2 separate regions of the Homo sapiens genome follow, and region 2 is linked to region 1. Evidence: chromatin loops called from intact Hi-C (ENCODE). Cell type or tissue: heart right ventricle. All regions are shown on one strand. Links, peaks and the distances in the headings refer to the core of each region. The heading gives the core; the rest is flanking DNA.

What was found. Peaks named below come from ENCODE experiments on the same cell type or tissue, not always from the same donor. Only the 100,000 strongest peaks of a DNase experiment are listed, where the experiment ranks them.
Region 2: a loop joins it to region 1, with 3 times the contacts of the local background. A loop is called at or near these places in 65 of 110 quality-filtered maps.

What each region holds. Positions count from the first base shown.
Region 1 is chr3:119,897,238-119,913,903 of GRCh38, reverse strand. It overlaps GSK3B (glycogen synthase kinase 3 beta), which reads left to right. Exons shown (of 11, transcript NM_001146156.2): 6 at 1,094-1,200; 7 at 8,052-8,149. Among named protein-coding and RNA genes, the nearest start is that of NR1I2, 120 kb to the right of the region's middle. In heart right ventricle, for the core only: no CTCF peak of the experiment used is centred there; no DNase peak of the experiment used is centred there; H3K27ac peaks cover 1,323 bases.
Region 2 is chr3:120,077,105-120,093,770 of GRCh38, reverse strand. GSK3B (glycogen synthase kinase 3 beta) reads left to right here. Exons shown (of 11, transcript NM_001146156.2): 1 at 1-424. The coding sequence starts at 337. MIR6529 (microRNA 6529) reads left to right here and starts at 9,123; the gene lies at 9,123-9,207. RefSeq lists a silencer at 11,866-11,915. In heart right ventricle, for the core only: no CTCF peak of the experiment used is centred there; no DNase peak of the experiment used is centred there.

The DNA.
Region 1 (16,666 bases), core at 5,273-7,772:
TCATGCAGCCTAAAAACAGGGATTAGTATTTATTAATTTATGAAATGGTTATTGTATGTCAGTACTTGGGGAGAGGGTTAAAAAACAAACTTCAAAACTAGTGATGAAGGAAAAAGAAGTTAAGGTTAGAGTCATCATTGACTAGAAATAAATGGAAGAAAAGAAATCCCAGTCATTGAAATCCTTGTGACTACTTTCATCTGTCTTTACCCTGGTTTTCCAGTACCTTTACTTTTTTTTTTTGGCACTTACTGTTTTACTGTTTTGATTTTGTTGCATTTTGTCCCTTTATTTATCTTTATTATTAATGTATGTCAGAATGGCTGGCTTCTACAGCAGTTTATTTTATTCTGTCTTTGGATTATCTTGGGCGACATCTCAAAAGAAATTAATTGTAATTTATTATACTTCATATTTAAAATACATGCAATGAAGTATTTTAGTAGGAAAATTGGAATAAGAAAACATGCAATTATACTTACTATAGCAGAGTTAGAATTTATAGGCAGTGAATCATTTCTGCCCTGAAGTTGAAGGGCCTGTTTATAATTTATTGGGTAATAAATGTTTATGTGGTTAATAAATTGACCAAGATATGGAAAAATAGATTGAGTCTATAAGCCTTGAAATATTCGCCGTGAGTCAGAAGTCAAAATGCAAGACAGTGGCCAGTTTCTCACCCTTTTTAAAGAAATACATTGGGTGAGGAGTATTCATTCTTAGAATCCATTGTCATGCTTTTTGGTGGGGGAGGTACCTCTTTTCTGCCCTTGCTTCTTTGTATTTTAGAGGTGGAATTTGGGGAACAGAGGATCAGAAGAAATTCAACACTTATCCTTTTTTGCTTTTGGTGCCTTCTTAGGTGACAAACGCTTTCTTTAAAAATTGCTATTCTTTTTTGCAGAGCAAGGTGATAAAATTGTAAATTTCTTTTATTAGAGATAGTTACAGTTTACATTTTCTTTTTCATATATGATTCAAATGATGTGAATCTTATAAAATCATTTGATACTGTGAAAGGATAGCAGTCTAAGTTCTTTAAGGTTTAGATTTAAAGAATTTCTGCTTTTTATTTTTATTTTTTTTCTGTTAGTGCAAAGCAGCTGGTCCGAGGAGAACCCAATGTTTCGTATATCTGTTCTCGGTACTATAGGGCACCAGAGTTGATCTTTGGAGCCACTGATTATACCTCTAGTATAGGTAAGTACAAATCTGAATATAATGCTCATAATTATTAATTGCTTCTTGATTTTGGTAATTTAGTACTACTAATCTGTACTTTTATTTCCATGGAAAGATGGATATATCCCATAATGTTTTTTTTCTTAAAGCTTGAGATGCAAACATGTATAGGCATACCTCATTTTATTATACTTTCCAGGCACTGCTTTTTTTTTTTTAACCTCTCAAAGGTTTGTGTCAACCCTGAGTCAAGCAAGTCTGCCCACACTAGTTTTATAAGAGCATGTGCTCACTTCATGTCTTTGTGTCATCATGTCTTTGTGTCACATTTTGGTAATTATTGCAACATTTCAAACATTCTCATTGTATCTGCTATGGTGATCTATGATCAGTGGTCTTTGATGTTACTATTGTAATTGTTTTGGTTTGCCACAAACCACAACAATATAAGACAGCAAACTTAATCGATCGGTGTTGTGTATGTTATGAATATTCCACCAGCTGGCCATTCCCCATCTCTCTTCCTATCCTCAGGCCTCCCTATTCCCTGAGAGACAACAATATTGAAATTAGGCCAATTAATAACTCTGCAGTTGCCTCTAAGTGTTCAAGTGAAAGGTACATTTTTCACTTTTAATCAAAAGCTAGAAATGATTAAGCTGAGCAAGGAAGGCATATCGAAATTGTGCCACACAGTTAGCCAAGTTGTGACCAGAAAGGAAAAGTTCTTAAAGGAAATTAAAGTGCTACTCCAATGAACAGATGAATGATAAGAAAGTGAAACAGCCTTATTGCTGTTACAGGGAAAGTTTTAGTGGTTTGGATAGATCAAACCAACCACAACATTCACTTGAGCCAAAGCCTAACCCAGCAAGGCCTGAACTCCCTTCAATTCTGTGAAGACAGAGAGGTGAGGAAGCTACACAAGAAAAATCTGAAGGTAGCAGAGGTTATTTCATGAGGATTAAGGGTAAAAAGCTGCACCATGCCATAAAAGTGCAAGGCAAGCAGCAAGTGCTGATGTAGAAGCTGCAGCAAGTTATCCAGAAGATCTAACTAAGATCATCGATGAAGGTGGCTACATTAAACATCAGAGTTTTAATGGAGACCAAATAGCCTTCTACTGAATTGGAAGAAGATACCGTTTAGGACTTTCATCTCTAGATTTTCTAGAGATGGAAGACTTCTTCTAGAGAGGAGAAGTGTCATTGCCTGGCTTCAAAGCTTCTAAGGACAGGTTGACTCTCTTGTGAGGGCCTAATGTAGCTGGTGACTTTTAAGTGCAAGCCACTGCTCATTTACCATTCCAGAAATCCTAGGGCCCTTAAGAATGATGCTGAATGTATTCTGCCTGTGCTGCATAAATGGAGCAACAATGAGTGGATGATAGCACATCTGTTTATAGCATGGTTCACTGAATATTTGAAGCCCACTGCTGAGACCTACTACTCCAGAGAAGAGTATTTCTTTCAAAATATTACTGCTTATGGACAGTGCAACTGGTCACCCAAAGGTTGAGAAATACATTTGTAAGGCTATAGCTGCCCTAGATAGTGATTAGTCTGATGGATCTGGGCAAAGTCAATTTTAAATCTTCTGGAAAGGATTCACCATTCTAGGTGTCACTAAGAACATTTGTGACTCAATCACATGAACAACATTTTGGAAGAAGTTGATTCCAAGCCTCATGGGTGACCTTGAGGCATTCTAGACTTCAGTGAAGGAAGTCTCTGCAGATGTTGTGGAACTAGCAAGAGAACTAGAATTAGAAGTGGAGCCTGAAGATGTGACTGAACTGCTGCAATCTCATGATGAAACATAAACAAGTTGCTTCTTTTATGGATGAGCAAAGAAAGTGGTTTCTTGAGGTGGAATCTACTAGTGGTTAAGACGCTGTGAATATTGTTGAAATGACAACAAAGGATTTAGAATATTACATAATTGTAGTTGATAAAGCAGCAGCAGGGGTTGAGAGGACTGACTCCCATTTTGAAAGTGGTTCTAATGTGGGTAAAATGCTATCAAAGAGCATCTCCTACTAGAGAAAAATCTTTCATGAAGGGAAGAGTCAGTTGATGTGGCAAACTTCATTGTCACTTTAAGAAATTACTCCAGCCACATCGTATAGCCTTCAGCAACTGCCACCCTGATCAGTCAGCAGCCATCGACATCAAGGCAAGACCCTCTGCCAGCAAAAAGATTACAACTCACTGAAGGCTTAGATGATCATTAGCATTTTTTTTTAGTAATAAAGTGTGTTTAAGTTAATGTATTACATTTATGTTTTTATACAATTCTATTATACAAGTAATAGACTACAGTATAGAGTGAACATACCTTTTATATGCACTGGGATACCAGAAAATTGGTGAGACTTGCTTTATTGTGTCTTATTGTTATGGTCTGGAACCAGTTCTGCAACATCTCTGACGTATGCCTGTATAGAATTTTTCAAATTCTACTTTTTAGAATTTAAGGTATACCTACTATTCTATTTTTCTTCCTTGGACTGTTAGAATCATAAAGCTAATAGCTTTTACCTTAAGAATTTAAATTAATTCTAAGTAACTTTTTTTTACTTTCTTATTTAAAATCCTCCTGAAATACTTCTGAGCATGATTATACTAGTTGGATAATTTATTAATTAATGTTATTTCATTAAGTTAATAATGAAAGTGATAGTATGGCCATATTGCTAACATTTCCTTCATGCCATCTCCATTATTTAATATAAAATCAGCTTAAATCACTAGTAGTTTTGCTAGATGCACTGATTCTGCAGAAGTATGCACCCAAGATGTTTAGTCATAGAAGGAACTGAATAGAGACCATTAGCTTTAATCATCATTGACCTTCTCAAGTCTTCACCCCAGATGTTTAGTGATAGGAGGAACTGAATAGAGACCATTAGCTTTAATCATCATTGACCTTCTCAAGTCTTCACCCCAGATGTTTAGTGATAGGAGGAACTGAATAGAGACCATTAGCTTTAATCATCATTGACCTTCTCAAGTCTTCACCCAAGATGTTTAGTGATAGAAGGAACTGAATAGAGACCATTAGCTTTAATCATCATTGACCTTCTCAAGTCGTCACCCAAGATGTTTAGTGATAGAAGGAACTGAATAGAGACCATTAGCTTTAATCATTATTGACCTTCTCTTTTACTACATCTTAGCCCACTAGCCAGGAGTGAACAGAGAGAGCATGATCAGCTGGACATGAATAGGAAGCTAACAAACAAGGAGCAACTTTAAGCTGGATGTGCAAGTGGAAACCAAAATTATTTTACTCTTACATATTGTTTCTGAAGAGAATTCCTTTAGTCCAGAAACAAACAAAAGCATGCAAATAATAAACCAAAAACATCCCCACAGTAACAGAAAACCAAAACAAACAAAAAACAGACCTGGCCTGGTGCAGTGGCTCACACCTGTAATCCCAGCACTTTGGGAGGCTGAGGTGGGCAGATCACTTGAACTCAGGAGTTCGAGACCAGCCTGGGCAACATGGTGAAAACCTGTCACTACCAAAAATTAGCCGGGCGTGGTGACATGCCCCTGTAGTCCCCGCTACTTGGGAGGATGAGGTGGGAGGATGGCTTGAGGCCAGGAGGCAGAGGTTGCAGTGAGCTGAGACTCCACCACTGCACTCCAGCTCGGTGACAGAATGAGACCCCCCCTCTCAAAACAACAACAGCAACAACAAAAAATAGAACAGACCTTGTGACAGTTTTTTTGTCTTTTTGATATAAATAGAAATTCTCTGATACAAGCAAACACCCTAATCAGAAACACATTATCATTTTTTATTTTGCCAAATGGCAAAATGCCAAAGCACATTTTGATTTCTGCCAAGAGGCCAGCAGTTTTACCCACCATTTCCTTTGTACCCTCAGTACAAATGTTAACCCAGTGAAGGTGTATTCTTATGAAAAGAGTTTTGCCCTCTGGGACATCTAGAAATGTCTAGAGGACCCAGGTGCAAAGAGTACAAAGTGTCCTCTGTAGACCACACTTTGACATCTGCTTTACCAGAGGGTAGAGAGCATAATAATGTGTATATGTATGTGTATGTAATTCTCAGAGTCTTAGTATGGCTGTGGTACATGGCATATATGAATGGACAGATGAAAAATAGTACAAAGAATATTTTGCTTGTGGTCGACCTGGGTTTGAGTGTCAGGTCACTTGAAGTAAAGTGGAGATTACTGACAGTTCTTTTCTGAGTGGCTGTGAGGCTTAAATAAAATGTTAGTGAAAATACTGTAGAAATGAAAGGTGGTATTCTTTTGTGGCATTTTTAGACTTGACTCTCCCCAAGAGCAAATTTCAGCCCCTTGTCTTTGGGTATGTCATTGGATTTTCCAGCTGCTTTACATTTTATTCAAATATATGATACTGATTATCTGTATATAAGATACTGGTGTGAGCTGTGCCAGAAACACCTAAAATAAAGGCAGTTTGATTGTTCTCAAAAAGTTAACACATCATCTCACACATTAAGGAACAGTTATATAAACAGGAGTCTTTTGAACCCTAGCAAGCCTAGGTTTGGCTTCCCATTATAAACTTAGGATACTTGCCTCTTAAGACTGTAATGTTTTTAAACAGACCCTCCCAAAAAGTATACTAATATTGTTACATTTTTAAATGTTTTTAACAGTAATGTTTGAAATGAAAGAGTAACTGTTTCTGACAAGATTATTGTCATATTTAGATACAGCCAGAGGTAAAGCTGATGTCTCTGATTATATTATCTTACTGACAAATGGCAGAATGAGAACAAAAGGCTTCCTTAGAACAAGGAATTGAACTTACAGACAGACCCTTGAAGAAGCTGTTATTCTGTGACAGTGAGACAGTTATTCAAGAGAGTGGTGTTTTGATTGGGAATTGAGAATGATTCCAGGCCTAGCTCTACTATTCAGTACCTTTACCTTGGGCAAGTCGTTTAACTTTATCATGTCTTAATTTCCTTATCTATGAAATAAGTGTGTTAAACTAGATGGTCTTGAAAGATCACTTTAACATGAACCCGAGTTAAATATGAAACAAAATGCTATTCTGGCTTTAACCCCAACTAACTAAAATTCAGTGTGCCAAAGCACTATTTCTATTTTTCCGGTACCTTCTATTTAGTTGAAGTTTTATTCTATCTGGAGAATTTCATCCATTTGTCCTTTGAAGTAAGAGCAGAAGAGATTTTAGTGTCCTCCAGAAAGTGATTGATAAGTACCTTGTTTTTACTAACTTGACTGATGTAACATGAATTGAGGGCTGCTAGTATAGTTGTCACCTGAATCTTTTGAGTGTCAGTCTTCTGTGATAACTTCTAGGCAAGAGTATTCCTTGATGTTTTACTTTTTGTCTTCCATATTTGTAGCTAAATCTTACCTAAGAAAGTGTTTCCTATTGTTTTTTATGAAGGCATAATTATTCCCTTACAATTTTTTCAGCCTTGTATCTGAGATGAATCATTCCGTATTAGAGAGGAAAAAAGTTGAGTGCATATTACCTTCCATCTTATTAACTAGGTAAAGGGATGTTTTAAAACTTAGATTAAAATAAGCATTTACATAAATAAGGAGATACATCTTTTCCGCTTGACTATAACAGTTAGTATTACTATTGGCTTTGAGTAAAGATTCCCTAACAAGTTTTCATATGTGCTTAATTTAGCAATTTCCTAATATATTAAATAGGACTCTTGGTCTATATTTGCAGAATAGATGTCTTGGTTATTAAGTTAGGACTGGACAAAATCAACTCGAGTTTGTTAAATGATACTATGTCATTTTTCTAGGTCAATAAAAAGTAGTCACTGGAGCAACGATTTCCAGTCTCTCTTGATAGTACATCTCACCACATCAGACCTTTAAAATTTTTTGTTGTCAACCATTTACTGTTCCTTCTTCTCCTTCCGTACTGGTAGGTGGTAAAGTCCAGCAATGATTCATATTCGTCTCCCTAAAGCACTTGAGTGTTGGTACATTAAAAACCTAGGAATCTCAGAAATCTGGAAGCTAAAAAGCAGCCTTTTCTTGTAGGAAGTCTTAATAGCGGGCTTTAAAATAGAGTGACCGTACGGTTTATCTTCTAATCCGATAATACTTTTGAGAGAGAAAGAGGTGTTACTAATAATTATCCCAGGACAACATATAAACCATAACTATCCTGGGTAAACCAGGATGTATACTTTAAAGTATTTTTAAAGTGTATTAATTGAGTTAATTTTTAGAGTTTTCTCTCCGGATTGAGGTTTTCATTTTGACTTAAAAGTGGATTATTTTTATAATTTATGAAGTAAAATGTATTCCTCCATCATTGCTATTCCATTTTATTTAAAAATGATATATTTAAGCACATTTTTCTGTCAGTCATCGTAGAACATAAAAATCAACCATTTAAAGTCTTAAAAGTGTTCCTCAGAATTTGCACTGACTTAAAGCCCAGTGTCTGGGAGAGATTGAACCTTTCCTTGCTGCTCCTCTGTAAGTACCTACTAATATGCAGACGTTGTGTCACTTTGACTTATTTTTAAGTAAGATAAATAGATAGTCCTGCCATAGCTTTGGTACTGTAATCCTCTGTCTAGTTATTTGAAGACTTGAATACCTGAAATTTGATAATAATAGACTTTACCCTTTATTAGAATATTCTTATTGGTCTGGTTTCCTCTTTGGTAAGTTTAACATTTAATTAAAAAGTACATTAAGGAAGTTTGATGACTTTTTCTCTGTTTTGGATTGTATAATCTTTTCCTGTGATATTTACTCTGTGATCAAAGTAAAATTAGAAAACGTATACAAACACTTTTCAGCTCAAGCTATGAAGTATTAATAAGGCTTCGTTTTCTTTTCTCTTTAGATGTATGGTCTGCTGGCTGTGTGTTGGCTGAGCTGTTACTAGGACAACCAATATTTCCAGGGGATAGTGGTGTGGATCAGTTGGTAGAAATAATCAAGGTGAGAAGGTTGAATCAGAATATTTGAACTGGAAGGAATTTTTGTGCTACTTTAATAATATATATCACACATGTACACATACGAGAAACTTAAAAAATGGAGGAAGCAATCCAAGGTCACGTAGCAAGTTCAGCTATAAAGTGGGTATAAGAACGCCCCCCCAGCCTTTTGGTTTTTATTTGAGTTACTCTTCTCTTGTATGATCCTAGAAAAGCTATTATGTATATCTGATGCAAGAAAGGTATATATCTGTTATTTAAAGTACTTAAAAGCAAAATTAGACTATAAGCTCACTAAAATGTATGTAAGCTGAATAAAAGCAGAAGCTGTGTCTGCTTTTGCTCACTGTATACTCCCTGCTCCTAATACTCTGTGGAGCACATAGGAGATACTTGTATTTGGTCACTATTTATATTTATTCAGTATTTATAAAATGAAAGAATGAATGCCTACCTGTCTGGCTAGATCATTGATAGAAACAAAATTTTGACTTATGGATTTAATATAATTTTATTTATTGGGTCTATATGAATTTAATATAATTTTATTTATTTTAAATTTTATTTAAAGCTGAATAAAGATATGTCTGGTTTTGCTCAGACACAGCTTCTGCTTTCATTCAGCTTTGCATACATACACCTTTATTAACAAATATTTAAATATTATCTTAGAATATATGTTTTCTTTTAAGAACAGTAGAGCTGAGATTTTAATTGAGTTTTTAAATGTAATTTTTTTAAGTTTTAAATATTTGAGATCTTAAAGGAAGTCCCTTTACTTAAAAAAAAAAAAAAAACCTAGTGTCTAGATTTATATCACTAGATTGTTTCATTCTAAGGTTTCAGTTTGGACAAAGCAACAACACCTACTGTCTCTGGGGCTTTGTTTGTGATATCCCAAATTTTGCATAGAATTGTAAAATTGAAAAATCTCCTTAGAGGTCATGTTGTCCAATGTACAATAAAATAACCTTTTAGTTACATTCCTAACAAATGGTTTTCTAGTATTTTCTTGAACACTTCCAGCATCAGATTACTACTTAGGGATGCAGCTTATTCTGTATTGGACAGCTTGAATTTAGTTTTTATTGTACTGAGCTGTAACTCCTCAGTAGCTTCTACCAGTTGAACATAGGACTGTGATCAAGTTCTTTTCAAATCCTTGTACTTCATTCTATAAAAATAGGAATTTTAAAAATCAAAGGTGGTTTTGCTAGATGTCAGTGTGTGCAAGTATGGTTGAAAAGACTAGTGTGTAATAAGCGATCTTCTTTATTATCCATATAATTTCTTACAATTTGCAGCTTAGACCACTGTGGTATTTGCATCTTCTTTTTGGTACCATTTTTGAGTTTCCTATCTAATCTTTTACACTTGTTAACAGAACTATTTTCTTTTTCATTTCTGTGCTACACTTAGATGTAAATTTGAATAGTTTGCTTTCTTTATTTTCTAAAAGCCTACCCCATCATGTAAATTAATGCTTGAATACGGAGCTTGGCCAACTTTTTCTGTAAAGGACTAGATAAAATATTTTAGGCTTTGTGGGCCAAAAGGCAAAATCGAGGATATCATATAGGTACTTCAGTAACAAAAGAGAAAACACATTTTCACAAATTTTTTTATTGATGAAGTTAGAGGTATAATAATTGAGTCTTTTTTTTATTTTTATTTTTAAATACAGCTCTACTAACCAGAAGAATTGAGTTCTTTTTGGGGAAATATAACCTTTCTCTTAATTGATGTTCAAAGTTAGTACTTTCTAATCATCAAATTGATGGCAAATCTGTTAATTCTTAGCTTATGGGCTTCACACAGACAATGGGCTGTAGTTTCCTGGTCTCTGCTCTTACACAACCATTCAGCATTTCTCCTGTCCCTAGGCTTTTATTTGACGTACTTGAGCTCACCATCACCATGCTACAATTCTGTGGGCATATTAGCTATTCTATTTGTCATATATGTTTAGCTCATTACAATTGTATCATTTCTCTACTGATTATATTTTAGAATTTTGTGGCGATTTGTCATTAATTTTAATTCATACATAATGCAAGTAGAATTTCTGAGGAAGCTAAGTGAGCATCTGTGATAATTCCCTATCTCATGCTTGCCGTAATACCTTATAAATCTTTAAGTCTAGAGCTTGTTTGTACAACTTTTTGTTAGTCCTTGTAATTCATTTTCTGCTAATACTATTTTATGCTACCTGCTATTAATATATTTTGTTACTGATAATTTCAGACTTCATTTTCATTAAGTGCTTATTTTTTCCAAAATGGTCCGTGATCAATATGTAGTAGCAGGCCAACTCTGAAATAAAACACTCATCATTTATGTGCTATGCTGTCATCTTGCATTTATACTTAAGAAATGTACTTATCACCTTACTATAGTAAGTAAGTTCCAAAATCACTGCTTATAGAAAGTTTTGATAATGATATAAGATAAGAGAACTGTAAGTATTTCCAAGCATCCAGGGCATTTTGGGATATCTGGTTTCTAGGTGCCTTCTATGTTCTTGACCGTGGCTGCCCAGGATAGATGGAATTACCAGTAGTAGTTTACCATCCATTTATTGACTGGAAGTTACCACACATTGCACGGAGGCTCTAGGCTTTGTATTTTGTGCAAGTGTGTATATGTTTAGTATAGTTCTAAGTCTTATTGCATGAAGGTTAATAAACTTCATAAGAGTGTTGTGTGTGTGTGTTTAATGTAGCCCCAAATCTTACTGGTCCGGCCAGGGGCCGTAGTTCACGCCTGTAACCCCAGCACTTTGGGAGGCCGAGGTGGGTGGATTGCTTGAGCCCAGGAGTTTGAGACTAGCCTAGGGAACATGGCGAAACCCAGTCTCTACAAAAAATAGAAAAATTAGCCAGGCATAGTGGCACATGCCTGTAGCCCCAGCTACTTGGGAGCCTGAAGTGGGAGGGTAGCTTCAGCCCGGGAGACAAATGTTGCAGTAAGCCAAGATTATGCCCCTGTACTCCACCTGTGTGACAGAGCGAGACTGTGTCAACGAGTCCATCAATAAAATAATAAATAATAAATATCACAGCCAAGCGTGGTGGCTAACACCTGTAATCCCAACACTTTGGGAGGCCGAGGTGCGCAGATCACTTGAGGTCAAGAGTTCAAGACCAGCCTGACCAACATGGTGAAACCCTGTCTCTACTAAAAATATAAAAACTAGCCAGGTGCCATGGCGCACACCTGTAGTCCTGGGTACTCCAGAGGCTGAGGCAGGAGAATTGCTTGAACCTGGGAAGCAGATGTTGCAGTAAGCCAAGTACCACTGCACTCTAGCCTGGGCGGCAGAGTCAGACTCTGTCACAAATAAATAAATAAATAATAAATATCAAATCTTTTTCTTTCTCCTTCCTTCCTGCTTGCCTCCCTCCCTCCCTCCTTCCTATTATTGCTAACATCTGTTCTTCAAATGTTAAATATATATGAGGTTTCATTTGAATAAAAATTCCTAAGAAATGCTGATCTAGCTATTCTAGTTTTCCTGATTTAAGTTGGAAAAGAGAAGTTATATGTGTTTGTTTTCAAAGTTAAATGTTATTAAGACGTTCTGTATTTTAAACAAATACTTTCATGTACTGATAAACATGACTTTAAGAATAGATTTGAAATTTTCTTAAAGGTGGTCTCATAAATGCCCAGTTCAGTTCTCACGTTTTTTAAGGTAATAGTCATGCACCCTTAGTGCTTATGATAAGTAGGGAACTCGTATTAAACTGTTCTTTTCTGCTTTCTTTTCATTTTCTTTCTAGAAAACCTCATAAGAGAGTATCTGGGGGAAACTAACCCTGGAAAAATGGATAACTCTTCTCTGAATTTAAGTTTAAGCAAAAAAAAGAAAGTGGATAATCATATAATAAGCTTTATGAAGTTTTTTTATGTGGTAGACTTGCCTCATTATTTTATAAACTTTTGCCTCATTATTTTATAAACTTTCTGAGCAGGGACTTTTTTTTATTCTTATGTTTTAATATCTGAGGGCACCAAAATAATTTTCAATTAAGGTTTGTATTGAATTAACTTGTTAAACCATTGTCCATTCATGAATTTGAAATAAGCTGGGAATTAATAAGAAAAGTTAATGTGGTTGTTGTGTATGTTGTTTATTGACTCAGATGTCCATGCCAGTAATTTACAGCATGAGTAAAACAGTTTAATTAAACGAACTGTATCTCATTCTAGCTAACATTTTTAATTTTCCTCACTGCCCTCTAATAAGGTTTTTGTAAAATATTTAGAATAAAATCCAAATACATTATCTTTAGAATAAGTTAAAAGTATAAGAACAGATTTGAAAGTCATGGAAAATCATTTCTAAGCATGAAAAACACAAGTATTTAACTTTCTGAAGTTAATTTCATGCATAGAATTGTCAGATCAGCATTTCATTATGCCATTTGACCTCTACATATCAAAAATGCTTGGATTTTCACGGCATTTGTAAAAAGACAAATTCCATTAGGGGCTTCTCAGACAATGTGCTTTTTTTCCTTTAAATTCTTCCTTAATATAAAAACCTCAAGAAATATATGATATAGTTCCAGATACATGGGAAAAAATAAAATATTTTTGGAAAATCTCTACCAGGAATTTTGCCAAATGTAATGTTCACTGACATACAACATTGTCCTTTGGCACCTCTGCAGTTGGCCATAGCAGTGGAGCTTTGTAGAAGAGAGTCCTGTGCAGGCTTGTATAATGCTGGTGAAGGTGATAATTTTTAATGACAGTTACTTTTTTTATAACTACATAGTCTTAGATTTTATATGCTCAATGCAGAAGACTGAGAAAGCACAGACAAATAGACAAAAATCACTTACTGTTCTAGCACATCATGAAAAATACTTCTATAAATATTTTCATATACTATATTTTCTTTTTATTTAAATAAAAATACCATCTTACTGCTTTGTAGACTTTTAAAAACTGAACAATTAAGTATATTTTTTAATGACTACATAGATTCCACTGCATGATTGTATTTTGAATTACATAATTGATGCTGAAAATAACAGCATTAAGGTAAAGTGATACAGCATTGTGTTTCAAAAAGTTTACATGATGTATTGGTTTTCGTAAGTTTGATTATTAACTTTCTTACATAAATGACAGGTGTCCCCCAGAAATTCCATATAAGCAATCTAGGAAGTTTTGGACCTGGGAAAGCTGTAAGTTTTACTAATAATTTCTCCCCTCTACTCTTCAAACTTTAAAACATAAATTTCAAATAAGGTAAGATGAATTTCAGTCCAGAGTTTAATTTCTGGATTAAACTATCACAAAACTAACAATTTAAAAATAAACCAACCATTTGTAGAATTTTTTAATTTTAAATATTAAAATTCCTACAGAGATAGTTTCATTTATATCATAAACATTTACTTATGCTATAGTAATAATTTGACTATTGCTTTTGAATAGAAGAGTTTTAGGACAGAATTAGTCAATGCTACACCTCTTGATAATAGAATTTCAGTATAGCTTTCATAGTTTTTGTAACTGGCCTTTAGAATTTGGGTATATCTTCTCTAAAAAGCTTGACATTAAATATATTGATACTTAAATTATTTGCAATAATAAAATTATTTTATAAGGCAATTAAATTTTCTTAATTTCTTTTGTAATACAGCTTTACTAAACTACTGTTTAGTTTTCTCTTAACATTAATTAACCAACCTAGATATCTATGTAGATAGCTTTTACACAGGGAAGAGCTAGTAATTTCAGTTATCTGTAACTGAAATTTTATGTAAGAAATTTGAAAGTACAACACAGATGCAAATAAACTTTTGATTGTGCTATGGGAGCCAAGTAGATGGGCGGGCTTCATTTCTTATGATGCCTATCCGTAGAAAAAGATTTAGAAGGACCTACAAATTCTACAATGGAGAATAGAATTAAGGGAAGGGGAAAAGGAGAGAATTTTTATTTTTTGCTTTTTACTACTATGTGATGTTGATTTTTTCTAAGAAATCATATCTTTTTACAGTTGCAGGACTTATGAAAAAGTAGTTGCTTTCAATTTTTTGTTTTTGTTAGTAAACAAAAACAGTTCTACAGAAGTTGAGAGTTACATTTTTGTTACAAATGTTTGTCTAAATAATTGTTTTCCTAGGCTTTCAATTTGATGCTTGTTTGTGGTATAATTTAGACAAAAAGATCAGTGGATCCCTGGCTCCTCAGAGTTCTACGTTTTCCAATATTGGGAAATGACTGCTCATCATAAAAGCTGCCACTCAGTGAGACCTTACTTTGTGCCAGGCACTGGGTTAAGCACTTTACATTCATTACCACACTTAATTATTATATTAACCCTAAGAAGTAAGCATCACTACTACTACTATTACTGTTACTACAGTAGTCTCCTGATATCCACAGGTATCACTTTCTACTGTTTTAGTTACCCAGAGCCAACCACAGTTCAGAAACATTAAGTGGAAAATTTTAGTAATAAACAATTTATGAGTTTTAAATTGCATGCTGTTCTGAGTAGTATGCTGAAATCTCATGCTGTCCTGCTTCATTCCTCCTGGGACGTGAATCCTCCCTTTGTCCAGTATATCCATGCTGTATACACTACCTGCCCGTTAGTCATCGACATCATTTGCTCCTGACATCCAGCCATGGACATTATTATGGCTCACTGATCCAGGATCATTCCAAGCAGATGATCCTCCTCCTGGTGTACAGTCAGAAGATCATTAGTAGACTAAGGCTATGTCACAAGGCCTGTGTAATTCACCTCACTTCATCTTACCACATAGGCATTTTATCATCTCACATCATCACAACAAGAAGGATAAGTGTAGTACAAGAAAATATTTTGAGAGAGAGACTACATTCACAGAACTTTACAGTATATCATTTTAATTGTTGTTGCTTTTAATCTCTTACTGTGCCTAATTTATAAATTAAACTTTATCATAGGTATGTATGTATAGGAAAAACATAGTATATAGTTTGGTACTACGTATGTTTTCAGGCATCCACTGGGAGTCTTGGAACATATCCTCCACAGTTAAGGGGAAACTACTGTATTACCGTATATACAGGAAGAGTAGGGTGGTGGAAAAACCATCTGATTCATCTGTAGCTCAATTTATAGCCTCTATTCATGGAATTTTGTACCTTCGGGAAAAACTATATGATCCTTAATGTCAACTTGATACCCAGAACCCATTGAGTTGTGTTTATTACTTATTATATGTATATTGTAAAAATTTGTGTCTACCAGCAAATTAGTGATGCAACCCCTAAATCTTACAGTAGTGAAATCAATTTGAGGTATCTTTAGGTTTAATTCTGTTTCAACCATTGTAATGGTCAGTTCCTTTGCTTTGCTTTCAATTACACATGGTCCCCACAATTCCTTTGCTTTGCTTTCAGTTACAGACAGTCCCCGACTTAGGATGGCTTAATGATTTTTTGACTTTCCAATACTGGGAAAGCAGCACAGATTCAGTGGAAACTGTATTTTGAGTACCTGTACAACCATTCTGTTTTTCATTTTTAAGACAATATTTAATAGGTTACATGAGATGTTTGACACTTTATCATGAAATAGTCTTTGTGTTTGATTATTTTGCCCAACTGTAGGCTAATGTAATTGTGCTGAGCACATTTAAGGGTAGTCTAGGCTGAGCTGTGATTTCAGTAGATTGGACATATTGTTTGCATTTTCAGCTTAGGATATTTTCAGCTTACTATGTATGGGTTTGCCATGATATGACCCCATTTTAAATCAAGGAGCTTCTGTACAGTTCAACCTTATTTTCACCATCTTCATTTAGCAAATATTTTGGATTTTAATTATCCCTGTCCTGTCCTATAGTTTGTTCAGTGCCCATGTGTACCTACACTCTTGTTTCCTGACTTAACATTTTCATTGTCAGACAATCTTTCTTTTTCTTTTTCTTTTTTTTTTTTTTTTTTGAGACAGAGTCTTGCTCTGTCACCCAGGCTGGAAGTTCAGTGGCGCTGTCTTGACTGACTGATTGTGTTAGTTGGTACTTAATTTGTTCTTGTATTATCAGTTAAATTTTTTCATTTATTGCTGATCAGAGCAGCAGCTCTTAATAGTTTTTAAATCATGGACTACTTTGAAAATCTATTAGTAATAGTGGACACTTCCCCCCAGAAAAATGAATAAATACCAAACAGTTTGTATGCAACTTTAGGTGATTCTTGGCCTTCCCGTAGCTCTCCCAAGAACTCCAGGGTAAACATCTTTCCCCTATTATAGTACAAGGAAATAAGACTACAGTTAATAATAACCACCTGTAGAAAGTGGGTATTACACATACGATATGATGCCAACATTTTTAAAATAAGAAAAACGGAGGCATTAAAAGAATTATTCTAATGCAATAACTGCTCAACATTAGTATAATGTTTTCCATAGACCAAAAGAAACATTAATTTTAACTAATATTATGAAATTGTATTTGGTCTACAGTAACTTACCCATACTTAGTTAAATCCCTGTATA
Region 2 (16,666 bases), core at 5,177-7,676, 180 kb before region 1:
TTGCCCCCGTTTCACGTGATACATATTTTTTTAGGATTTGCCCTCTCTTTTCTCTCCTCCCAGGAAAGGGAGGGGAAAGAATTGTATTTTTTCCCAAGTCCTAAATCATCTATATGTTAAATATCCGTGCCGATCTGTCTTGAAGGAGAAATATATCGCTTGTTTTGTTTTTTATAGTATACAAAAGGAGTGAAAAGCCAAGAGGACGAAGTCTTTTTCTTTTTCTTCTGTGGGAGAACTTAATGCTGCATTTATCGTTAACCTAACACCCCAACATAAAGACAAAAGGAAGAAAAGGAGGAAGGAAGGAAAAGGTGATTCGCGAAGAGAGTGATCATGTCAGGGCGGCCCAGAACCACCTCCTTTGCGGAGAGCTGCAAGCCGGTGCAGCAGCCTTCAGCTTTTGGCAGCATGAAAGTTAGCAGTGAGTATTGGTTTTATTTTACACCCCTTTTCCACCTCGCCCTTAAAATAAGAAACCTCGAAATACCAGGATCTGAAATTATTAGACCTCCTGATAAACAGGCAATGGAAAAGGGCAAAACCTATCTTCAGTCAAGGATGAAGCAGCTCCCTTTTTACTCCTCCCATACCCCCTCCCCCGGTCTCATTAACCTTGAATTGAGATAATATGATATTTATTTGGATGATTCGATTTCAAACTGCTTTCTTGTACTTTTCTTGCTGTTGGTAGTCAGTTTCATCAAGTGCTCGAGTGTTTCCACGTTAAAGTAGTGATGACAGTGTTTACTTGCCCATCCTTTAGAATAAAGAGAAGGACAAGATTTGATTACTAAACCATTATGCACATTTGCAGAATTTTTGGAATTTGGAATGAGAGAATATTTTAGGTCTCAGGGGTTATCATAGTTTGATATACTTAATAGAGACGTTAAATGTCCCACCCTCCCAACATTTTTTTCTTGTTTGTATGACTACACATAATATTTGTTCTTAATCTGTGGATGAACTTCCTCAGTAACCATTCACATTTGGAGGCTGCCATTGATTTCTCTCTTTAGAAGGGACTAGTGGGAGCCAATAAATACCTAGCAGCAGTAACATCTCTGTATGCATTTGTGTTCAATTGGATAAGTGGTTTGATGTGTTATCTCTTAACCTTCCTGTTTTGACATTACCAACCTGCCACCGTATAATTTATGTTTAATCAAAAGTTAACTTGGAAGTATTAATAGGTCCAAGTTTTGATTGAGATTTGTTTTGTCATAGTGCCAAATACTAAGTTAAATGTTGTCACTGGCTCATTACATTTAAGTTCAATTTTGGAGTGCTACTGCATTCATTACCTGTTAAATGTTCTGGCGGGTTCCTTAAAAAGGACGATTTAAAACACTCTAGCGTTAGTTTCCATCATATTTAGATAACTGTGGATTTAGTTAGAAGAATGTGGATTTAGTCCTTTCCATTTTGGCTTTTGCAGATGGCTATGGTCCTAGAAATAATAGGGATATTTGGGCTGTGTTCAGGGTTGTGGATAGACTACTCTTGTCCTGGGTTTGTGCTGAAAAGTATGCTCTTGAAGTGTTTAATATATACTAAGTATCTAATGTTCCAGTGTATCTCTATTTATGGAGAAGTTCATGTGGTATTTAATGATAGCTTGTTTAAACATACTTGCAGAATTTAACAAAAATATCTATATTGTTTCCTTATTGTGGGAAAGAGGGGCATCATGAGGGCAAAGACAAATTAATTTGTTGCCTAGAAGAACTGAGAGAACTAAAGAACTGAGATTTTAAGAACCCACACACACGCAAAACATGATGTTATGTGAAATTGATTATATTCTTAGGCAACATAAAATGATCACTTTTAGTTGAACTCAAGATTTCAATTCATGTTGGCTTTGGGAACTAGCCTGAAACAGGGTAGTCTAGGTAATAGCTGAATGGGAGATAATTTTTGAAAGTTAATTTTTTTTTTTTCTTGTGGCTTGCAAGTAGAGAATGCCCGGGTAGGTAAAGAGGAAAGCTGATTATGCATCTTTCAGGGAAGGGTCGTGCTTTCTAAGCACTTCATGGAGTGATTTGAAAAATATTTTAAAATTCCGGGGTAATTTTCAGCTATGATGATACAAATCTTATAATAGCTACTTAAGAGCCTCTTGTGGTACTGGAGTGTTTGTATGTTTTACATCTTGGTAATATAGTTTGAAAATCAGTCAGTCTATTTCAGCTAATTGATTTATTAGCTTTATTTCAGAGATCTGTAATGCTAGATTATAATGCTACATTTTGGGACTTTTCATTTTCTTTTCAGGATTTTCTTTGAAAATGACTCTTGAATTCTTGGTAATACAGATACTAACTAAGGATGGAGTAACTCTTGTAAAATATATAGATGAAAATGTTTAATTCCGATTACCATATAGGTCAATTTAGAATTTTAAAAGTTGGAGTTTAGTGTTAATTATGTGTTTTTGACAGCTTTGACTTTAAAAGCATTTAAAAGAAAGGGGAGTCTTTAAGCATTTGTTAGGATGCTAGCATTCTAAGGAACCCCTGTTGAAAACAGACATAAGAAATTGTAGTCCTTGCTCTCAAAAGCTTATCCTTTAGTTGTAGAGGGAGGCTATGGGGAAAAAAAAATTAAAACAATAGCGTGATGACTGCAAGATTGTAAAATACAAATTGAATCATTTGTTCAGAGTGGCAAAGAGTAAAGGGGTGAGACTGATGGTTGGGAGAGGAAAGACTTCCTGCGGACAAGGTGTATTAGGACTGATGTTAAAGGAGGTGGTAACTTGAACTGGTAGAAAAGCATGAAAGGTCTAGGTGGAAGGAGTGTACCAAGGAACAATGATGGTGAGTTTTGCATGAGAGACAATAATCAAGTTGACAAATCTGAATTAAAGGGGCCTAAATAAGAACATAAGAACAGATGGAATTTGAGAAATAAGAGAAAGTTAGCTGATGGAGGGCAGAGGGGTTCTGTACAAGTTTGATTGAGATTCAGAAGAGATCTGGATTTATTGTTGGTTGCTGAATAAGACGTAAGATGATTTTTGCAGTTGAATTAGTGAATTATAGTAGAGAGATGCTAGAGCCTTTTTAGGGAGCTAGTAGGGTATGTTGTGAATCATGAGGGAATAAAGTAAAATGTGAAAGTGGGGTGAAAGGAACAGGTTTGAGAGACAGTGTGAATGAAGAACTGGCAGAACTTCATACTGGACTGAAGTGGAATATTTGTGAAGGAGTCAAGAGTTAAAAATAAATTCTGATGTTACTGGCCTGGAAGACTTGACTGCTAAGTTATATTGTTAATTGTAATGGGAAAATTGAGAAAGTGCTGAGGTGAGAGGGTAGGTGAGTTCACTTTCTTAAAATTTAATATACAATAAGTTCCCTTGAAATTCAGACAGCAGTTAGTTACTGGCAATGATATTTGACTTCCTAGTCTATTAATTGCACAGTTTCTAATTTTTCTACACCTAAAGATGTTGGATTTATATTCGGGAGCAGTAAACTAAGGGCTTTTATTTAAATGCTTCTCATCAAAGTCCTAATTTTTTTTTTTTTTATATACAGCTTCAAAAGCCTCACACTTGAAACCTGGTTATAATAGTTTCATGATGGCTTATTTCAGATCAATGAAAATACTTTTGGGACTAAACTGTGACTGTAACATTTTAGATATGTAGCCATTAATCTTTGATATATGCTTAAAACTTGTTTTTTATAAATAATGATTATTACTATTATTTTAAATGCAAAATTTATCTAAGAATAAAGTATTGAGAGCCTTCACTTTGTGAAGACTCCAGAAGAAATTAAAAGTTGATTTTATAACAAGTATTTTTTGCCCTTTTTGTTGAGTTTAGGCATTAATCCCAAATTTAAATCAGTATATTTGAAATACTACTTTTTACTTGCTATAGTGAAACCAATGTTTCATTTTTGTTCACTTCCAAGTTTACATGTAATTAAATAAATGTTTATAAAGTTTTTCTTTAGAATCACATGATATTTTACTCCATAGGGAAAGTAAGGGACTGTTTGTGGCACTTTTGGTTAAAATATTAGTAATCCTTTTGGTATATACAATTGGAGAAAATTTAGCTAGTTGTTTAGGTTTAATACTTAAATATAAGATTTAGAAATATGAAAATAAGTCTGTATCACTTAAGTTGTTTCCTCATATAAAACTTTTTTAGATCAAAATTTCTATTAGCAAAGAGAGAATAATAGTAGCTGCATATTATTCTGCAGTATTACGTCGTATGGTGATTAAAGCCAAAGAGTAGGTAGCAACTTAGAGTTTCCGTATTCCCCTGGGAAGTTTAATCTCTTTATGACATCTAAAAATTAGGTTATTAGAGTTTAGTCCATTTCTTGATAATCCTGTGTTAATGTGGAAAAGAGTTCATGTGTGAGACTGAAAACCAGAACTTTATTTTCAGTCATTTCCCAACCCGACTTCCCCAGAGTTGTTAAAACGTTTAAGATATTTAAGAATTGCATGCTTTCTTGTTGCATGCACCTGTAGAATGCTAATTGTGAAGTGACAGTAAGTCACAGGCAAAAGGAAAAACTTCAAGGGAACCCAGTGATTCACAAATCACCTTATGGCTGATTGGGAACTGCATTTAGAAAATGAGGTGACATCTTCTCATTTCACTGGCAAAGTTCAGCTGAAAATCAGTACTTGCACGCTTTACTGTGTAGCCCTTATATTAGAATTGAGTTGCAGGTGTGAGATAATATTTTGGAGAAACAGCAAGGCTGGGAAAGTCAGAGATTTTATTCCAGCAGCAGAGTCTAAAGAGTGGGAGAGCTCTATTTGTGTGTGCACTTTATGCATAGAGAAGGCTGTGAAACATGCATATGTTGACCCTATTGTCACAGTTCCATACTTTTAAATAAGACCCATGAAGTTGAGACAGGGTTGGAGATGACAGACAGGATGTGAGATTGTGGTGCTTCTTGTGATGCTCCACCCTATAATGGAGAATGGAGGGGCAGAACGCTTGTGTGGGTGAGACAAGAGTGTGTGTTGGTACTAACAGGACCAACCGGGTTCCCCGGATATTGTTCTTCTAAGAACATAATCACCATAAGTAAATTAATTTGTTGGAATGTTTATCATTTTCTAGCTGATTTTTTGTGTGTGTGTGTGGGGTGGTGGTGGTGGAAGGGGAGTTTTCCCCGATTTCAAGAATAAAAGCATTTTCATTGTTCAGAAGAAGAGCATTTTCATTAAAGCGGAGGTTGCACTCTTGGCATTTTATCTTGAGTTATACAAATCATCCTTGGTTATACAAATCAAATTGCTTTTGAAATTTGTTGAGTGTAATGTATAAATGTATATTTATATAAAAACCTATGTGAATAGAACAGCAAGGAAAAACTGAGTAGAGTTAAAGAAGTTTGTTTTCCCTGAGATTTTCTGCCTTTAAATTTATATAAAAAAGGAATATTCCATTTTACGTTATTGAGTTTTCTATTTTTTTAAATGAGCTAATACTCAGTACATAATGGACATTTTTAGTAAATTATTCCAATATACTTGTGTCTGTAATGCATTTGATGTGGTATAAGATTTAGAAACACAATTTAGTTCGGCTGGCACGGTGGCTCACGCCTGTAATCCCAGCACTTTGGGAGGCCGAGGCGGGTGGATCACGAGGTCAGGAGATCAAGACCATCCTGGCCAACGTGGGGAAACCCCGTCTCTACTAAAAATACAAAAATTAGCGGGGGCGTGGTGGTGTGCGTCTGTAGTCCCAGCTACTCAGGAGGCTGAGGCAGGAGAATCGTTTGAACCCATGAGGCGGAGATTGCAGTGAGCTGAGATCGTGCCACTGCACTCCAGCCTGGGCGACAGAGAGAGACTCTGTCTCAAAAAAAAAACAAAACAAAAGACAATTTAGTCGATTTGGGTTCTTAGTTTATAATCCCCCTTACCATTTTTGCTTATATTTTGGGAAGAGAGGTCAACTTCCAAACAATGTGCAGGTTCCAATTTTATAAGTGATTAAATCTTATATTTTTTGTATTGAATAGTTTTCTTAGCATGTTTGGTTTGATCACTTGAAGTAATGATGTATTTGTCTTGAAACTAGTTTTGTCAAACCAACTTTTTATTTCCAGAGTACCATGGTTAACAACAGCACAAAGCCAAGTCCTTAACGTGTTCCCTTAATAACATGGTCTAAGGTTAATTTCTTGATTCTTATTTCAAATCAATTCAGTAATAAAAAGTACACTTTTTTTTTTTTTGAGATGGAGTCTCGCACTGTTTCCTGGGCTGGAGTGCCATGGCGTGATCTGGGCTTACTGCAACCTCTGCCACCCAGGTTCAAGCGATTTTCCTGCCTCAGCCTCCCAAGTAGTTGGGATTACAGGTGCCTGCCACCACACCTGGCTAATTTTTTGTATTTTTAGTAGAGACGGAGTTTCACTGTGTTGGCCAGGCTGGTCTCAAAATCCTGACCTTGTGATCTTCCCACCTCGGCCTCCCAAAGTGCTGGGATTACAGGCGTGAACCACCACATGTGGCCGAACTAAATTGTGTTTCTAATTTAGTTTTCCTGAAGAATAACAGCTATGCATCAATGTGGAATTGTGTTATTTGGAATCTCACCTTATTGGAATTGGCTGGTAATTGACAGTAAACCAGAAGTGCTCCTGAGCAGCTAATATCTGCAGACAAATGGAGTGTAAACTTTGCTCATAGGTTAGTTTTCAGGCTTTTATTAACGGTTCCTTGTTATTATTTAACATATAGTTGTAATTCATTGAGTTGTCTGGGTTTTTTTGAAATCACAGATCAGGGGAATGGATAGGTACTGATTAAGCATTATGCTACTGAAAAGAATGGATGATTAGGGGAAACAAGCATATTGGGATTACTTAGTGTATGTAGGGTATGTAGGTTCATATAGTTCCAGGGTAAATCATTCTGATAATTGTTGAAAATGTTCACCCAGAGAAATTTTTTTTTTTTTTTGGAGACAGGGTCTCGCTGTGTTGCCTATGCCTAGCCTGGAGTGCAGTGGCACAGTCTTGGCTCACTGCAGCCTCTGCCTCCTGGGCTCGGGTGATCTTTTAACCTCAACCTCTGGAGTAACTGGGACTATAGGCATGCGCCAACATGCCTGGCTAGTTTTTGTAGTTTTTATAGAGAGGGGGTTTCGCCATCTTGCCCAGGCTGGTCTTGAACTCCTGGAATCAAGCAATCCTGCCTCAGCCTCCCACAGTGCTGGGATTACAGTCATGAGCCACTGCACCCATCTGAGAATATTAATTCTCTTTTAAAGAGGCAGGAGGCAGAAAAATCTCTTGTGGAAACCTGGGCTTCTGCATAAACTACATAAAATATCTGTAATTTGTTGATCACTGAAGTGATGAAGAGAACTGGGTCACCTCTGTCTGATTCACCATCTTCTAGTTGGATTTCAGCAGTATGGATAAAGGTACTAAAGTCTTTAGTGTGCTAGCCCAGGGTATTGTTTCCAACTCTTTCTTCCATTGTCCATCTACATTTATTAACTCAGCAGCAGAGTTTTATCTGATTTAAGATTTGTTGTCTTACTATTTCTGTTTTTTTTTTTTTCCTCCTTAGTATATATGGAATTGCTGCTTGGATTTTGGCTGGCTTGTACCTTTTGTTTGTGGACTGCTTAGAAGGCACTGCATGGAGTCATTTAAGCTTTCTTATGAATTATGAATAGCTATGTAGAGAGGAACTTTTCTAGATACATTTATGGCCTATGAGAATTGAAAAGCTGGGTATCTTAATTGTTAGGCTGAAGAAAAAGGGTGATAGTGGCAAAGTAGTTTTTCTTTTGGAGGTCTGAGAAATTCTTAGGGGCTTAATTGGCTAATATAACTAGAAAGGTTGGGTGATTTAGGTTTTTTTCCAAGGAAAGGTATCTTATTTAAATGCAACACTGTCTGCTTCCTGTTATTTTATAAAATTAGTTAATACTTTTTTTTTTTTCTCAAGACGGAATGTCACTGTGTCGCCCAGGCTGGGGTGCAGTGGCACAATCTTGGCTCACTGCAACCGCCACCTCGAGGCCTGGTTCAAGGAATTCCCCTGCCTCAGCCTCCTGAGTAGCTGGGATTACAGGCATATGCCACCATTCCCCGCTAATTTTTTTGTATTTGTAGTAGAGATGGGGTTTCACCATGTTGGCCAGACTAGTCCTGAACTCCTGACCTCAGGCAATCTGCTGGCCTCAGCCTCGCAAAGTACAGCAAAATCAGTTAATATTTTTAATTGATTAACACTTTCTTCATGACCTGTGTTGAAGTTATTGAGTTGAGTCAATTGAATTTCTAATGCTAGATTTTGAGTATGTGGTGTGAGCACCTGAAGAGTTGGAGGTACTGGAATTATGTCTGACATCAGACTGATAGTATTTGCAGGGACATTTGCCCTAGTGGAATTCAGGGTTTTCACATTCTATACATTACTTAAATTATGAAGGAAAGGGGGAAGCTTTGAGTTGGTAGACTTTTAATAATAAGATATAATTACATGTATATAGAAGAGCAACGTACTGTATATCATATTCTCATAATATATGGTAATAACGGCAGTAATTATTGAGTGCGGTGTGCCAGATAATTGCATGTTTTATTTACCTATTTTGCTTTAAATTTTAAAAAATGTAATTTACTCACATGGTTCAAAATTTTAAAGATATTCAGTGAAGTCTTCTCTCCTGCTCTGCAACAACCAGTTCTCTTTCCTGGAGACCACTGGCATTACAATTTCTTATGTGTCCTTTCATAGGTATTCTGAATCTTTACGGATTAATGATTTCTATAGTAGACTTGCATTTTGTGTATACATACATAAATTAACAATAGCTTTAGCAGAAGTGTTAGAATTAAAACAAATTTAAATCAGTAACTCTAGAAAATTGCTATTTTTTAACCTATTAAATTAGTAAATACTTATTTCTCTAAATATAAGTTAGTTGGAGAATAAGTGCAAAGATGACAGAGCTCCTCTCGTGGCAATTAGAGGTAAAATGTTAATAGTCTTAACCAATGAACAATTAATAGCACATTTAAAATAGATGTTTATTTCATAATAAAAAGACAGGATAATTTTTTAACTTTCTATTTTTCTAACATCTTAGATGAGAAAACCTGTTCTCTTGAGAGATCAGAGGCGCAGAGTGCGTCAGTGTCAATGAAGCCTGTGCCTTTTACTTCTTTAAGAGCGTACGGTTTCATTCTGCTCCTAAATCAAGCACCCCTTAGTTGTTGAATAAAAATTACTTTTATAAAGGAATATATGATTTAAAGAAATCAAATAGTGCAGAAGGGCTTATGATGGAAAGTAATCTTCTGTCCTCCAGTCCTACTTCTTAGAAGCAACATTGGCTATGACAGCTGTTTCCTCTAGTAGTTTTTGTCATATTTTTAATTATATGCTTTTTATCTATTTCTTAAAATTAATTTTTTTGTCTTATTGTGGTAGACATCATTTATTGTCATGCCCATCTCCCTTTTGCTTTCATACTGATATAATTATGCCACTATTTAAAAACTATTATTTATTTAAATTATTATTCAAATTATTCTCAGTATGTAGACATGGAACAGTATTCTATGTAGAAACAAGTAGTATACAGTGATCACATTTCCTTATGAGAATAGCTTTATTGAGATATAATTCACATACCGTAACATTCATTTTTTCATTACTCAGGTGTTCATAGACTTGTGTAACCATCCCAACCATCTAATTTTAGAGCACTTTTATCATTTCAGAGATAAAGCTTATACCCATTAGCAGCCATTCCCTATGTTCCCCTTCCCCACAGCTCTAGGCAACCACTAATTTACTCTCTGTCTTTATAGATTTGCCTGTTCTGGACATTTCATATAAATGGATTTATGTAATACATGGCCATTTATGACTGTTTTCTTTCTCCCATGTTATAGCATGTATTAGTACTTCATTCCTTTTTATTGCTGAATAACATTTCATTGTATGGAAATCCTGCGATTTGTTTATTAGTTGATGGACATTTGGGTTGTTTCTGCTTTTTGACTAGTATGAATATGCTGCTGTGAACATTTGTGTGCAAGTTTTTGTGTGGACATATGTTTTCAGATCTTTTGGGGTATATACCTAAGTAGTGGAATGGCTGGGTGATATGGTAACTCTCTGTTTAAAGTGTTAAGGAGCTATTAAGCTGTTTCAAAGTGACAGTCACATTTTTTCCTTTGCTTTTAATCTTTTTAGACTTTATTGTTGCCATTTTCTTTCTTTTTTTTTAAATACTGTTTGTAATAATTATAATCTCAATTCTTCCCCCCAAATGTACCAATTTATCAGACATTCTCTGGATTTCTACCTGCCTCCTGCCCCTTTCTTTTCCTGGAGTGTCCTTTTTCCTGGAGCCCTCGTCCAACTGCTGGGATCTGATCTAGTTGTTCTCCAGGCCCCGTTGTACAGCTGTCATCCTCTGACTTCTTTCGCTGCTCTTCAGGGTTGGCTCTCCAGTTTCCTGGATCCCATATCTCTAAATAACATTTCATTGTATGGAAATCCCATGATTTGTTTGTTAGTTGAATAGTTCTTATCTGATAACTGTTTGATAAATATACCTGGAAAAGTTGTTCATTGTTTTTTTCCATATTTGTTCCAAAAGGGCAGTTAAGAAGCTATATACTTTTTGGGCAGATACCCTCACCCTTGCAGTATCTAGATACTGAGAAATAGATGTTGGAAGGTTACTTTGTATCATTTTATTAAGTGATTACCATGCAAACATAAGGCAAGTACAAAAATCTGAAAAATATTAATATTAAGTAATTGTTTAGACTAGAGCTATTCAGAAGAAATATTATATAAGCCAAAAAGGTGAATTATATATGTAATTTTAATTTTCTATGAACCACTTTGAAAAATAGACACAAGTGAAATTAATTCTAGTAATATATTTTATTTAACCTAGTGTATCTAAACTAATAATATATCAAGATGTAATCAATATAAAAATTATTGAGATATTTTACATTCTTTTTTTGGGTAGTAAATCTTTATAACCTAGTGAGTGTTTTACACTTAAAGAACATACTAATTTGGGGGCCGGGCGCGGTGGCTCATGCCTGTAATCCCAGCACATTGGGAGACCGAGGCGGGTGGATCACGAGGTCAGGAGTTCAAGACCAACCTGGCCAAGATGGTGAAACCCCGTCTCTACTAAAAATACGAAAATTAGCTGGGCGTGGTGGCAGACGCCTATAATCCCAGCTACTTGGGAGGCTGAGGCAGAGAATTGCTTGAACCTGGGAGGCAGAGGTTGCAGTGAGCCGAGATTGTGCCACTGCACTCCAGCCTGGGTGACACAGCAAGACTCTTTCTCAAAAAAAAAAAAAAAAAAAAAAAAAAAAAGAACATACTAATTTGGGCTAGCCACATTTCAAGGGTTCATTAGCTACATGTTGCTAGTGGTTATTGTATTGGACAGTGCAGGCTTAGAATTTTGTCCAGGAATTATATTATTTTTGTTATTTTTAAGTAATAGAAAAGGTGTGTGTGGTTTAAAAACACTTCATTGATTTATGCCTTTGTTTTTAATCATGTTTTCAGCTTATTTTGAGATTTAAAAGAGGTTGAAAATTGTTACGTTTTTCAGAAGGGGGCTTGCTGTAGGGTGGGTAGTGATTCTTTCCACCCTTATTTTAGTAAAACTGTTAAAATAGGTATTTAAATTTTTGCTGTTAAGATAATTAGGTGTTGTCCTTACCATGATTGCCTTGGCCTCCGTGGAATTTTTTCGATGCAAATATTCTTTGTCATATATTATTTCCCCTTGCTGTTTCAAAGACCTTAGCTGGCTTTCAGTCTCAAATGCCACCTCTTTAGTCATTCATGCTTATCTCAAGGCATGAAATTCACTTTCATATAACTCCTTCAGCACTCTCTGTGACCCTTCTAATGTTCTTCCTTGTATTCTTGTTAATGTGTCTTGTTTCTCCGTAGGAGATCATAAGTTCCAACATGACATAAAAATATTTTATGCATCTTTGTATTTTCTGCAGTGTGGAGCACAGTCCTTTTTGTATTGGGTCACTTAGTACATATTCTAGTTGAAGGCAGTTTGTCATGTGATATGGTGTCTAGTGGTATGATAGTTTACAGGTCACCAAGCTATTGCTGATGTTTCTAGGAACATTTAAGTTTTGATGTAAGAAATTAAGTTAAATTTGTGTTTTGTTTGTTTGTTTTTTTGAGATGGAGTCTCGCTCTGTTGCCAGGCTGGAGTGCAGTGGCGCGATCTTGGCTCACTGCAACCTCCACCTCCTGGGTTCAAGCGATTCTCCTGCCTCAGCCTCCCCAGTAGCTGGGACTACAGGCATGCACCACCACGCCCAGCTAGTTTTTGTATTTTTAGTAGAGACAGGGTTTCACCATGTTGACCAGGATGGTCTCTATCTCCTGATCTTGTGATCCGCCCGCCTCCCAAAGTGTTGGGATTACAGGTGTGAGCCACCGTGCCCGACCCTGTTTTTTTTTTTTTTCTTAAATGTGAAGGAATGATAGTAGGGAAAGGAAAGAGACATAGAGTATACAGACACTTCTGTTGCACTGTGTGCTTAGCACTGAGTGGCTCTGAAATCTTTGGATGGATGACTGAAAGAAAGGACTTGGGTGCTAGGTTGCACTGGTTGGTAAGCACAGTACCTTTGAAACATTGAGCATATGACGCTACTACGGTATCCCCTTACATTATTTTATTTGGAGTGGGTAAGGACTGAAGAGAGATTTATAACAGTGAAACCTGACAGTTCAATTTCTTTCCTTTCACCAAGTAGCTTACTCTGCAAAAGAATAAAGTAAACAGACAGTATTTAAATATGAGAAGTCTTTTCATCATGGATGTACTTAGGTATGTAATTGTATTGTGGGGGAGTTGTGAAACTGTAATTTTTTTTCTTTTTTTTTTTGAGACTGAGTCTTGCTGTATTGCCCAGGATGGAGTGCAGTGGCGTGATTTGGCTCACTGCAATCTCTGCCTCCCAGGTTCAAGCAATTCTCATGCTTCAGCCTCCCGAGTAGCTGGGATTATAGGTATCCACCACCACGCCTGGCTAATTTTTGTATTTTTAGTAGAAGCAGGGTTTCATAATGCTGGCCAGGCTGGTCTCAAACTCCTGTCCTCAAATGATCTGGATGCTTTGGCCTCCCAAGGTGCTGGGATTACAGGCATGAGCCACTGCACCTGGCCGAAACTAATTTTTACAAGACCTCTTTTTGGGTCTTTAAGATGATGTTTGTTTGTTTGATATGTTAGTATGTCAGTTCTAGAGCTTTCCCAGAGAGGGTGAGAAATATTAATAAACAATAGGGTTTCTATTGCTAAATAATACAACTTCTTTTTTTTTTAATTAGAGGAAAGAGTGTCGTCGTCTTCTCCTTCTTCCTTCTACCTTCTTCCTTCTTCCTTCGTCTTCCTTCTTCCCTCCCCCTCCTCCCACCTTTTTTGGAGACAGAATCTTGCTCTGTTTATCAGATTGTAGTACAGTGGTGTGATCTTGGCTCACTGCAGCCTCAACCTCCTGGGCTCAAGCAATCCTCCCACCTCAGCATCCACATTAGTTGGGTCCACAGGAGTGCGCTACCATGCCTGGCTCATTTTTGTATTTTTTGTAGAGACGAGATTTTGCTATATTACCCAGGCTGGTCTCGAATTCCTGAGCTCAGTCCAGCCACCTTGGTCTCTCAAAGTGCTGGGATTGCAGGTGTGTGCCACCTCACCTGGCCATAATACAAATTCTTAAATAGTGGTCGAATATGACTTTCTGTATTTGGTTTTGAAAAATAAATTGCTTTCCACATATCAGCATGGTATTTCCTTCTGTGATTAAATGTGTGCATTGTGAGATGTTTGGCTGGTATAGGGTACAATTCTTAGACATGGAAGAAATTTACTTTCTCTGTAAGTAGCAAATACTTGTTATGCCCTTCTTGAACCAAGAGGATTTACTAAAGAACAAGGTATAATTCTATTTAAATTCAGTTGAACATCAGGAATAACTTTTACTGAGAGACTCTGAGGCCTTTAAAAAATATGTTTATATAGGCCGGGTGCGGTGGCTCACTCCTGTAATCCCAGTACTTTGGAAGGTTGAGATGGGTGGATCACTTGAGGTCAGGAGTTGGAGACCAGCCTGAGCAGCATGGTGAAACCTCATATCTACTAAAAATACAAAAATTAGCCGGGTACGGTGGCAGGTGCCTGTAATTCTAGCTACTAGGGAGGCTAAGGCAGGAGAATCGTTTGGACCTGGGAAGTGGAGGTTGCAATGAGCCGATACTGCACTACTGCGCTCCAGCCTGGGCAAGAGAGCAAGACTGTCTCAAAAAGAAAAAAATGTTTAATATGTATCTACTTGTGGCAGTAGTCTACTTATTAAAAAAAAAAATGTGTGTGTGTGTGTGTGTGTGTGTGTGTGTGTGTGTGTGTGTGTAATTTCCTGTCAAGGTTGTAGAAAATTAAAGGAGAGTTGTGCTTTTTCAAAGGATAGAGGAGACAGGCCAGGTGCAGTGGCTCATGTCTGTAATCCCTCCCAGAGGGAGACTGAGGAGGGGCGGATCGCTGAGGTCAGGAGTTCGAGACCACCCTGGCCAACATGGTGAAACCCTGTCTCTACCAAAAATACAAAAATTAGCTGGGCATGGTGGTGCATGCTTGTAATCCCAGCTACACGGGAGGCTGAGGCAGGAGAATCGTTTGAACCTGGCAAAGCAGAGGTTGCAGTGAGCTGATACCGTGCCACTGTACTCCAGCCTGGGCGAGACAGCGAGACTGTCTCAAAAAGAAAAAAAAGTGTGTGTGTGTGTGTGTGTGTGTGTGTGTGTAATTTCCTGTCAAATTGTAGAAAATTAAAGAAGAGCTGTGCTTTTTGAAAGGATAGAGGAGACAGGCCAGGTGCGGTGGCTCACGTCTGTAATCCCTCCCAGAGGGAGGCTGAGGCTGGCAGATCCCTGAGGTCAGGAGTTTGAGACCACCCTGGCTAACATGGAGAAACCCTGTCTCTACTAAAAATACAAAAATTAGCTGGGCATGGTGGTGCACGCTTGTAATCCCAGCTACACGGGAGGCTGAGGCAGAAGAATCGCTTGAACCCCAGAGGCAGAGGTTGTAGTGAGCCGAGATCGTGCCACTTGCTCTCCAGCCTGGGAAACAGCAAGACTCCATCTCAGAAAAAAAAGAAAAAAAAAAAAAAAGAGGAGAAGTTCTAGTATGATATTTCTGATATTTCTGCTCTACATTGGAGAAGGAGAACTTAGTTAGAAACAAAGGGTGTGTTTGTCGTATTTGTCATGACTTCCAAAATGGGAGCAGGTGGGCCAATTCCTGGGTCGTTAGAAAAGAAGACCCAGAGACAGGAGATTGTCTTCCGGCACTGTGTGGGCTATGGTATCAATATAAGTTGTATAGCTTGTTGGCTTTCAGTATTTATTTAGGAGTAGGAAATTGTTCTAAAATGCATTTCACATTATATCTAATTAAAAACACATCTTTTTTTGTGTTAATTTCTTACATATAGCTGAGAAAGCCTAGACTTTCTAAAGTCTAGGAAAGAGGTGAGAAATGCTGCTGTGGACCATAGGAGTTGGGGTGGGGGAAGAAGCTAATTAGAAAAAAGTTTGTGGTCATGATAGATTTTGAGTTTCTCTGGATGCTGTTAATGATGGCCGGAATTTTAGAATTCAGATTCAGCTACTCTTTGAATGTTTATTGTGTGCCAAGCACTCTCATTCCATTTAACTTTCATAATGCTCTGTGACAATATTTGCCCCATTTAATGAGTGAAGAATCTGAGGTTAAAAAAAATATATTTTTTTAATTGATTTATTCCGGGGCCTTACAGTTAGTAGGGAATAGGTTCCAGATGTTGATCCCAGGCCCTCCAGACTTGAAGTAAAGGAAGAAAATTTTTTGAGTACTTACCATGTCATTGTACAATAGTAAGCAATTAATTTAAAATAAATGTTACTATGTATATTTAAGATATACAACATGATGTTAATATGATACATATTATAATAAAATGGCTACTGTAGTAAAAGAAATTAACATCTCCATCTCACATAGTTACCCACCCCCTCTCCCTCGCCCCTACCAAGAGCAACTGTAATCTACTCAACTCTTAACAAAAGCCTAGATACAATACACTATTATTAACTATAGTCTTCATGTTGTACATTAGATCTTTTGACATGTTTATCCCAGGTATTTGCTACTTCCTATACTTTGACCTACATCTCCCCATTTCCTCCCCTGCTCAACCTCTGCTAACCAGTTTACTCTCTATCTCTGTATATTTGACCTTTTTTTGAAAAAAGATTTCACATATAATTGAGATCATGATATATATTTTTTTCTGTGTATAGTTTATTTCAGTTAATGTCCTTCAGGTCCATCCATATGTGTGTGTACACACACACATATATATATACACACACTGAAGTTTAACCATTCGTCCATTGATGGACACCTAGGGTTGTTTCCATATGTTGGCTGTTGTGAATAATGCTGTAGTGAACGTGGGAATGCAGATATCTTTACGAAGTGATGATTTCATAATATTTTGTATATACCCAAAGAATAATTACTGGGTCATATGATAGTTCTATTTTTAGTTTCTTTAGAAACCTCCATACT